2 separate regions of the Homo sapiens genome follow, and region 1 is linked to region 2. Evidence: chromatin loops called from intact Hi-C (ENCODE). Cell type or tissue: HepG2. All regions are shown on one strand. Region 1 has its middle 8.6 kb from the start of SCGB2A1. Region 2 has its middle 13 kb from the start of ASRGL1.

Region 1 (4,000 bases), 110 kb after region 2:
GGAGTCAGCGAGTCACCTTCCTGCTTTTTGATTTAAAATTGTTTTAACTTGGTGGGGTGTGTTTACAGTCAATTTTTTTCTAAAAGTTAATTTTCTACTTTCTTTAACTAATATTGTTGTAGTTGTAACAGATTGAATGTATTGAGGCCATCTACAGGTAACTGGGTCTAAAACTTTTGATAGGAAGGCTACAGGCTGCTGGCAGCCACTGTGTTTTTAGGTAAGCACTCCCAAAGTTACTTCATTATTTACATTAACAAAAAGATGGAATGGTTTTTCTAGGGAAGGTAAGGCTAGAGCAGGGGCGGTTATGAGCCTTTCTTTTAGCTCTTTAACCTGATCGACTTTCTCAGACGTCCACAGGAGATGATCAGGTTTTTTTCTGGACAATTTTTTGTTATAGAAGTTTACTGTTTAGTGAGTCAATCCATAGGCCGCAATATCCAACTAACCCTAAAAAATTGCTGAGTTCCTGTTTAGTTTGAGGTGAGGATAAGGACATGATGCCTTTAACTCGTTCAGGCCCTATCCGTTGTTTACCTGTACTTATTAAGTGGCCTAAATATTTAACTTTGGCCTCTACATACTGAAGCTTTCCCTTTGAAACCCATAACCCCTTGAACTCCAGATGGTCAAGAATATGTGTAAAGAAGCCAGAGATTTTCTCTATATTCTCACCAGATATGAAGAATATTATCCACATACTGGAGTAGGCATATTTGCTTTGGGACAACCACTTTTTTCAACACTTGTTCTAAAATTTGACCGAAAATGTTTGGGGAATCTGTAAACCCTTGAGACAAAACTGCCCACTGATACTGTTGTTTTTGTTCTGAATGGGGATCCTCTCACTCGAAAGTAAATATGTCTCGACTGTCTTCAGCCAAGGGGCATGTCCAGAAGGCATCTTTTAAATCTATTATTGTAAACCACTGATGACTATATGGAATTTTGTTGAGAATGGTGTATGGGTTGGGGACAACAGGATGGGTAGTCTGGAATATTTGATTGATGGCCCTAAGATCTTGTACCAGTCGGTATGACCCGTCTGATTTCTTGGCAATATTGGAGTGTTATAAGGGGACATACAGGGTTCAAGAAGCCCAACCTTGATAAGACTTTCAATTATGGGCTTTAACCCTATTCTATCCTCTAGGGTAATGGGGTATTTTTTTTTTACTACTTTCCTGGGGGTCTTTAGTTTGATGTGGATTGGAGGGATTTTGAGTTTCTCTCAGTTTTCTTTCCTTGACCAGACATAGGGGTTAATATATTTTTCATCTGCAGTGGTGAGTAGGTTTAATGAAGTAAGGACTCTTTTAAGGCTAACTTGTAGACCTATACCTAATTTTAGCATTAAGTCTCTTTTTAGTAGATTAGTTTTTGTTTCAGGGATTAAAAAATATTGGATGTTAGTCAATGAATCTTGGTATTTAACTTTTGTACTTTCTAAGATTTTTGTTTTAAATCCTTTTCTTTTTACCCCAGAGACTAAAAGTTCTTCCGAAGAGCAGGCAATGTTGGATGGAGGGAAACAAACAGAGGAGCGAGTCGTCCCTGAATTGACTGAAAAGGTGATAAGCTCATGTTTGGGTCTCACCTCTAAATTTATCAAGGGCTCTTGGTGGGACTTGAGGTAAAAGAAACAGAGTCCCTGACCCCCCTTATTCTTCCTCAAAAGTCATGAGTGGAAGGGTTTTTTCCTCTTTTTTTAGTTTGGGACATTCTCTCTTGAAGTGGCCTGTCCTTTCACGTTTGTAGCACCTATCCTGTCTTTTTTTTCTCTCAGTTTTGGGATTTTGTCACTTTGTCCCCCCATATTTTTTGAGGTTCTGGTAGAAGAGGGCCTGAGTCCTCTAGGTGGAGGCTTGTGTCCTTTAATTGGGGATCTGAACCTTTTATAGTTTTTGGCCCCGTGGAAGCTTTCTTTAGAAGTATGTGGGTTTGGAGCCACCTGTTGGAAAGTGGATGCCATACGTTTTGTCTTTTGTTTTTATTTTTCTTTGTCTCTTCTCACATACACTTTTTGAGCTTTTCTGAGAAGTTCATTTAGAGGTCGGTTCTCCCAATTTTCTAATTTTTGTAACTTTCTGAAATATCTGGGCAACTTTTAGTGACAAAGTGGAGTTTTAACATTCCCTGTCCGAGGGGATCTTTTAAATTTAGGCCTGTATATTGTCTCATTTGATCCTTTAGTCTGTCTAGAAATTTCATAGGCCCTTCATCTTTTTCTTGTTGTATATCAAGTGTTTTAGAGAGGTTTTGGGTTTGGGGTACTGATTCTCTAATTTTCTTTACTATCATTTTTCTTAGGTCTTGTATATTTTCCCTGTGAGCTGTGCTATTATTGTCTTACCGGGCTGAAGGGGGCCAACCCCTCCACACCTGTGGGTATTTCTCGTAGGTGGGATGAGAGACTGAGAAAAGAAATAAGACACGGAGACAAAGTATAGAGAAAGAACAGTGGGCCCAGGGGACCGGCACTCAGCATACGGAGGACCTGCACCAGCACCGTTCTCTGAGTTCCCTCATTATTTATTGATTACCATTTTCACTATCTCAGCAAGAGGAATGTGGTAGGAGAGCAGGGTGATAGTGGGGAGAAGGTCAGCAAGAAAACATATGAGCAAGGAATCTGTGTTACAAGTAAGTTCAAGGGAAGGTACTATGCCTGGATGTGCACGTAGGCCAGATTTATGTTTCTCTCCACCCGAACATCTCAGTGGAGTAAAGAATAATAAAGCAGCATTGCTGCCAACATGTCTCACCTCCCGCCACAGGGCAGTTTTTCCCTTTTTCTCCTATCTCAGAATTGAACAAATGTACAATCGGGTTTTATACTGAGACATTCAGTTCCAGGGGCAGGAGACAGTGGCCTTTCTCTATCTCAACTGCAAAGGCTTTCCTCTTTTACTAATCCTCCTCAGAACAGACCCTTCCCGGGTGTCGGGCTGGGGGACAGTCAGGTCTTTGCCATCCCACGAGGCCATATTTCAGACTATCACATGGGGAGAAACCTTGGATATACCTGGCTTTCCAGGACAGAGGTCCCTGTGGCTTTCCACAGTGCATTGTGCCCCTGGTTTATCAAGACTGGAGAATGGTGATGACTTCTACCAACCATACTGCCTGTAAACATTTTGTTAACAAGGCACATCCTGCACAGCCCTAGATCCCTTAAACCTTGATTCCATACAACACATGTTTTTGTGAGCTCAAGGTTGGGGAAAATTACAGATTAACAGCATCTCAGGGCAAAGCAATTGTTCAGGGTACAGGTCAAAATGGAGTTTCTTATGTCTTCCCTTTCTGCATAGACACAGTAACAGTCTGATCTCTTTCTTTTCCCTACCCCGGGGGTCTTGGGTGGAAAACTTTCGATCTGCATTAGGAATGTTTGACCGGGAGGATATTTACATTTTTAAATTGCCATAGCAGCCCTAGGGATCATGTTTTTTTCCTTCCCTGAAAAGAGGATGTCTAGGATGGACATTAACTCGACCCAAGTGTGTAACCGAGGTCTCAAAAACTGATCAACCTGATCTGTCACTCTGTAAGTGTCATATAACAATGGCTTAAGTTTCTTCTTCAAACTTTAGACCTCCAAACTGGTTAAGGGAGTATTTACAAAGTCAGTAGTTCCATCTCCTTGTGGCACCTCTTTTAAGGGGAAGAGAGTTGGGGCTGACTCCTTAGGTGTGGAGGGAAATGGGAAATTTTGAATATCCTTTTTATATTGTTTTTTCTAATGCTGGAGTCTTTTTAGGGAAGGATACATGGGCTGAGAAGAAATAGGCTACATGGGCTGAGAAGAAATAGGCTCATGGGATGATGATTCCCAGGAATCTGGATTGTAAGGAGGAGGAATAATGTGAGCAAGGGAGGGATCTGGGGCAGGATCTGGGACAGAAGGGCTGTCTGAGGGGAAGGGTTAAGAGCATTCAGCAGGGGAAGATGGTCTAGGGGATCCCATGTGCTGGAGTCTTTAGGCATGAGAACT
Region 2 (4,000 bases):
GGTAGGGTTACAGATTAACAGCATCTCAAGGCAGAAGAATTTTTCTTAGTACAGAACAAAATGGAGTCTCTTATGTCTACTTCTTTCTCCATAGACACAGTAACAGTCTCATCTCTCTTTTCCCCACAAAGAACCTTCTAAGTAAAATTCTCAAAGTACTTAATATATTTAAAAAATCATGTTCAGATTTTAAAGGGCTAGTTCTAATGTACCTTTTTTGTTTTTAACTTTTATTTTAAGTTCAGGGGTACAACTGCAGGTTTGTCACACAAGTAAACTTGTGTCATAGGGGTTTGTTGTACAGATTATCTCATCACCTAGTTCTCAAACCTTTTACTAGTCATTTTTGTTTTAGAGATAATTTCATAAACATCTGACTTCCTGACTTACCCCACTTAGTTCCTGGAGGATGATTAATATCAGTTTTAATATTAGTCTTGAGTATCATACCAAGAGGTTTTGTAGCAGGACGAGCCGCAGACAAAACCTCTTAGATACCGAGTAGTAGAAGGAAGGGCTTTATTCAGCTGGGAGCATCGGCAAGCTACTGCCTTAAAATCTGAGCTCCCCGATGCACAATTTCTGTCCCTTTTAAGGGCTCACAACACTAAAGATTTCACATGAAAGGGTCGTGATTGATTTGAGCAAGCAGGTGGTACATGACAGGGGCTGCATGCACCGGTGGTCAGAGAGAAAGAGAACAGGGCAGGGAGTGTCACAGTGTTCTTCTATACAATGTCTGGAATCTATGAATAACATCAGTTTCTAAGTTGTGAGTTGATTTTTAACTACTGGGTTTAGGCCAGGCAGGCCCAGGACTGGTTTTGGGCCTGGCGCCGGGCTGCCTGTCTTTGGTTTTACTTCCTTGTCATTTTTTCTTAAAACAGGTACTGAGTATAAAACAGTATAAAACAATATGAGAGGGTCTCTCTCTTCCCTCAGTTTGAGTTGATTGTATAGAGAGGTTTTCACCTAGAGTTTGGTGCCCCCAAAACTCCAGGTCAAAGGGCAGTGAAGAGTCATACCAAGTGTGAAGTGAGAGGGCCAGGGATGGAATTCTGTCCTTCCTTCTCCAAGCCTCGTGCTCTCCCTGTCCCTAAATGATTTGACATCCTCTGCAGTTTCATATTGTAACTCACAATTTTTTTTGGAAAGAACTAAGATGTAAGTAATAAATCAGTTCCTGTTTGTTCTAGTAATTTATTACCAACCCTATACTATGGATTTGTAAATACTTATATCTTTTTATCTATCTACTCTCTATAACTGTTTCCTCATCCTAGACTGCAGGTTCTCCTTGGCAGAGATTGTGTCTGAAGCCCATAAGACACAATCCTCTTGGGCACAGGAGTTTTGCCAAGCAGCTTCTCAATAGCTTGTGCTGTGGCTAACCCTGATGATGAAAAGGCAATATGGTGATAGCAAGATTTGAATCTCTGTTCTTTTCTGATGGGATAAACGAAACAGCCAAAGAGACTTCTTTTAGAGCACCATCATTTCTTAGCGTCTTCACCAGGGGTCGGTGAGATGAAGCAGCCACCCTCCAAGGCGGCCTCAGCCATCCTGACACCTCCAATGCGGAGGTGTGGGGTGCAGATACAGCGCTCTGGCCCCAAGGAGGCGCTGTTTCCCCAGGGATCGGCTGGCGGAGGCTTTGCAATGATGAAGTTGGCCTGTGGTGGGAGCCTCCTCCGTCTGTGGCCACCCTTCTTTGATACAAATAGTGTGCGCCTTGCGTAATGTCCTGGGTGACCTGTAATTTCCTCTTCTCACTCAGTAGTATATCTTGGACACCATTCTGTCTCAGCGCTATCGGTGGTTGTTTAGATTGTTTGCGATCTTAGCAAATGTAAACATATTTGTGATGGTCATGACGGTACCCACATTGCCCGGAGCCAGGGCTGTTTATAGAAATCACTCTTCATCTAGCCATAGGAGGCAGTCCTCACCTTCTCAGAAGGAGAACTGACTTACCTGGCTCTGGAAGTGGGCAGCGGGCTAGAGGGCACGTAAAGCTTTGCCTCTTCTTGGCTCTCCCAGCGGCTGGCCTGCCTTCAGGGTTAAGTCTTTTCCTCCTGCGACCTCTGGGGTATAATCTGCTGCAATTGTTAGAGCACTGCTGAAGGTAGGTAAGAGAGTTATTCTCATTTTCCACGTGCATGCATCCTCTGCTCTGCCCTCTGCACGTTTTTGTTTGTTTGTTTTGTTTTTTGTTTTTTTGACGGAGTTTCACTCTTGTCGCTCAGGCTGGAGTGCAATGGCGTGATCTCGGCTCACTGCAACCTTCGCCTCCTGGGTTCAAGTGATTCTCCTGCCTCAGCCTCCCGAGTAGCTGGGATTACAGGCGCCCGCCACCACGCCCAGATATTTTTTGTATTTTTAGTAAAGACAGGGTTTCACCAGGTTGGCCAGGCTGGTCTCGAACTCCTGACCTTGTGATCCACCCGCCTCGGCCTCCCAAAGTGCTGGGATTACAGGCGTGAGCCACCGCGCCCGGCCCTGGATTTTATATTTTTAAATGGTTAAAAAAATCAAAAGAAGAACAGTACTTTCTGACACATGGAAATTATGTGAAATCAAATTTCAGGGTTCAGAAATAAAGTCTTCTTGGGAAACAAACATATTTATATGAAAGGAAATCCAGGATGGAAATGGCTATGTCAGAGGCATCTAAAAAGTTGGTGGGTGGGTAGGAAGAGTTGGACCCAGGCCTATACACACCCAGACAGAATGTCACCTGTGGAACTGGGCCAAACTGTAAACATCCTGAAGAAGCAGGTACATTTAGTTTAACCTATTTATATTGGGCCTGATCACAAATCTCCTGGGGAGAGAGCTGTGCCAACATAAGCTGATCATCAGCTAGAGACATTCTAAGCTGTCAATCAATCACCATTAATCATAGACCATGCTAAGTTGTCCCACTTGTGTAAATTTACAGTAAACCTCTAAAACTCCTGCTCAACCTCACTTGGAGGGAACATGATTTAGCTGCTTGCTAGATTTGTGTCTCCCGCATTGCAATTCCTCTCTTGTTTGCTGCCCTGCAGGGTTTTTTTTTTTTTTTTGGTCGGGGGAGACGGAGTCTCGCTTTGTCCTCAGGCTGGAGTGCAGTGGCATGATCTAGGCTCACTGCAATCTCTGCCTCCTGGGTTCAAGTGATTTCCCTGCCTTAGCCTCTTGAGTAGCTGGGACTACAGGCGTGCACCACCATGCCCAGCTAATTTTTTGTATTTTAGTAGAGACAGGGTTTCACCATGTTGGCCAGGATGGTCTCGATCTCCTGACCTCATGATCCACCAGCCTCAGCCTCCCAAATTGTTGGGATTACAGGCATGAGCCACCATGTCCAGCCCTTATTTCTCATTAGTTGACACTCATTTGTTTGTTACATATTGTCTCTGGCTGCTTTCACCCTAGAGTGGCAGGGTTGAGTAGCTGGAACAGACGATGGTGGCCTACAAAGCCTCACATATTTTCTTCCTGGCCCATTGCAGAAAGTTTGTTGATCCTGAGTTAGGCGATTGACACTTTTCTTTCTTCTACACTTATTAGCCTTTCCAGAAGTATGTGTAATGAGAGGAGGATTCTCTCCTTTGCATGTTGGTCTAGCTAGTTGATTAGCTATTTGATCTAGCTAATGGTGTAGCTAATTAGAGATGGCAGGTAGTTAGCAAACATTTTACTTAGATTATCATTTAGACCTCCATTACTGTAGAGCTGTGTAGAGCAGTGTATTAGTTGGGGTTCTCTAGAGAGACAGAACCAATAGGAGATTATATATAACTATATGTTTGTATAAATATATAGGGGGATTTGTTAGGGGAATTGGCTTATGTGAGGATGGAGGCTGAGAAGTCCCATGGCAGGCCAGCTGCAAGCTGGAGAACCAGGGAAGCCTGAAGCGTGTCTCAGTCCAAGCCCAAAGGCCTGAGAACCAGACAAGTTGATATTGTGAAATGGAAGTCTGAGGCTGAAGGCCTGAGAAACTGGGAGGCAG

What was found. Peaks named below come from ENCODE experiments on the same cell type or tissue, not always from the same donor. Only the 100,000 strongest peaks of a DNase experiment are listed, where the experiment ranks them.
Region 1: it touches region 2 in a loop (11-fold over the local background); 23 of 110 quality-filtered maps call a loop at or near these places.

The regions. Positions count from the first base shown.
Region 1 is chr11:62,215,301-62,219,300 of GRCh38, reverse strand. No RefSeq gene overlaps it. Among named protein-coding and RNA genes, the nearest start is that of SCGB2A1, 8.6 kb to the right of the region's middle. In HepG2, a CTCF peak has its summit at 1,946 (motif pointing left); no DNase peak of the experiment used is centred here; H3K27me3 peaks cover 284 bases.
Region 2 is chr11:62,322,728-62,326,727 of GRCh38, reverse strand. No RefSeq gene overlaps it. Among named protein-coding and RNA genes, the nearest start is that of ASRGL1, 13 kb to the left of the region's middle. RefSeq lists enhancers at 1-223, 1,044-1,545. In HepG2, a CTCF peak has its summit at 1,630 (motif pointing right); a DNase peak (open chromatin) is centred at 1,677; H3K27me3 peaks cover 285 bases.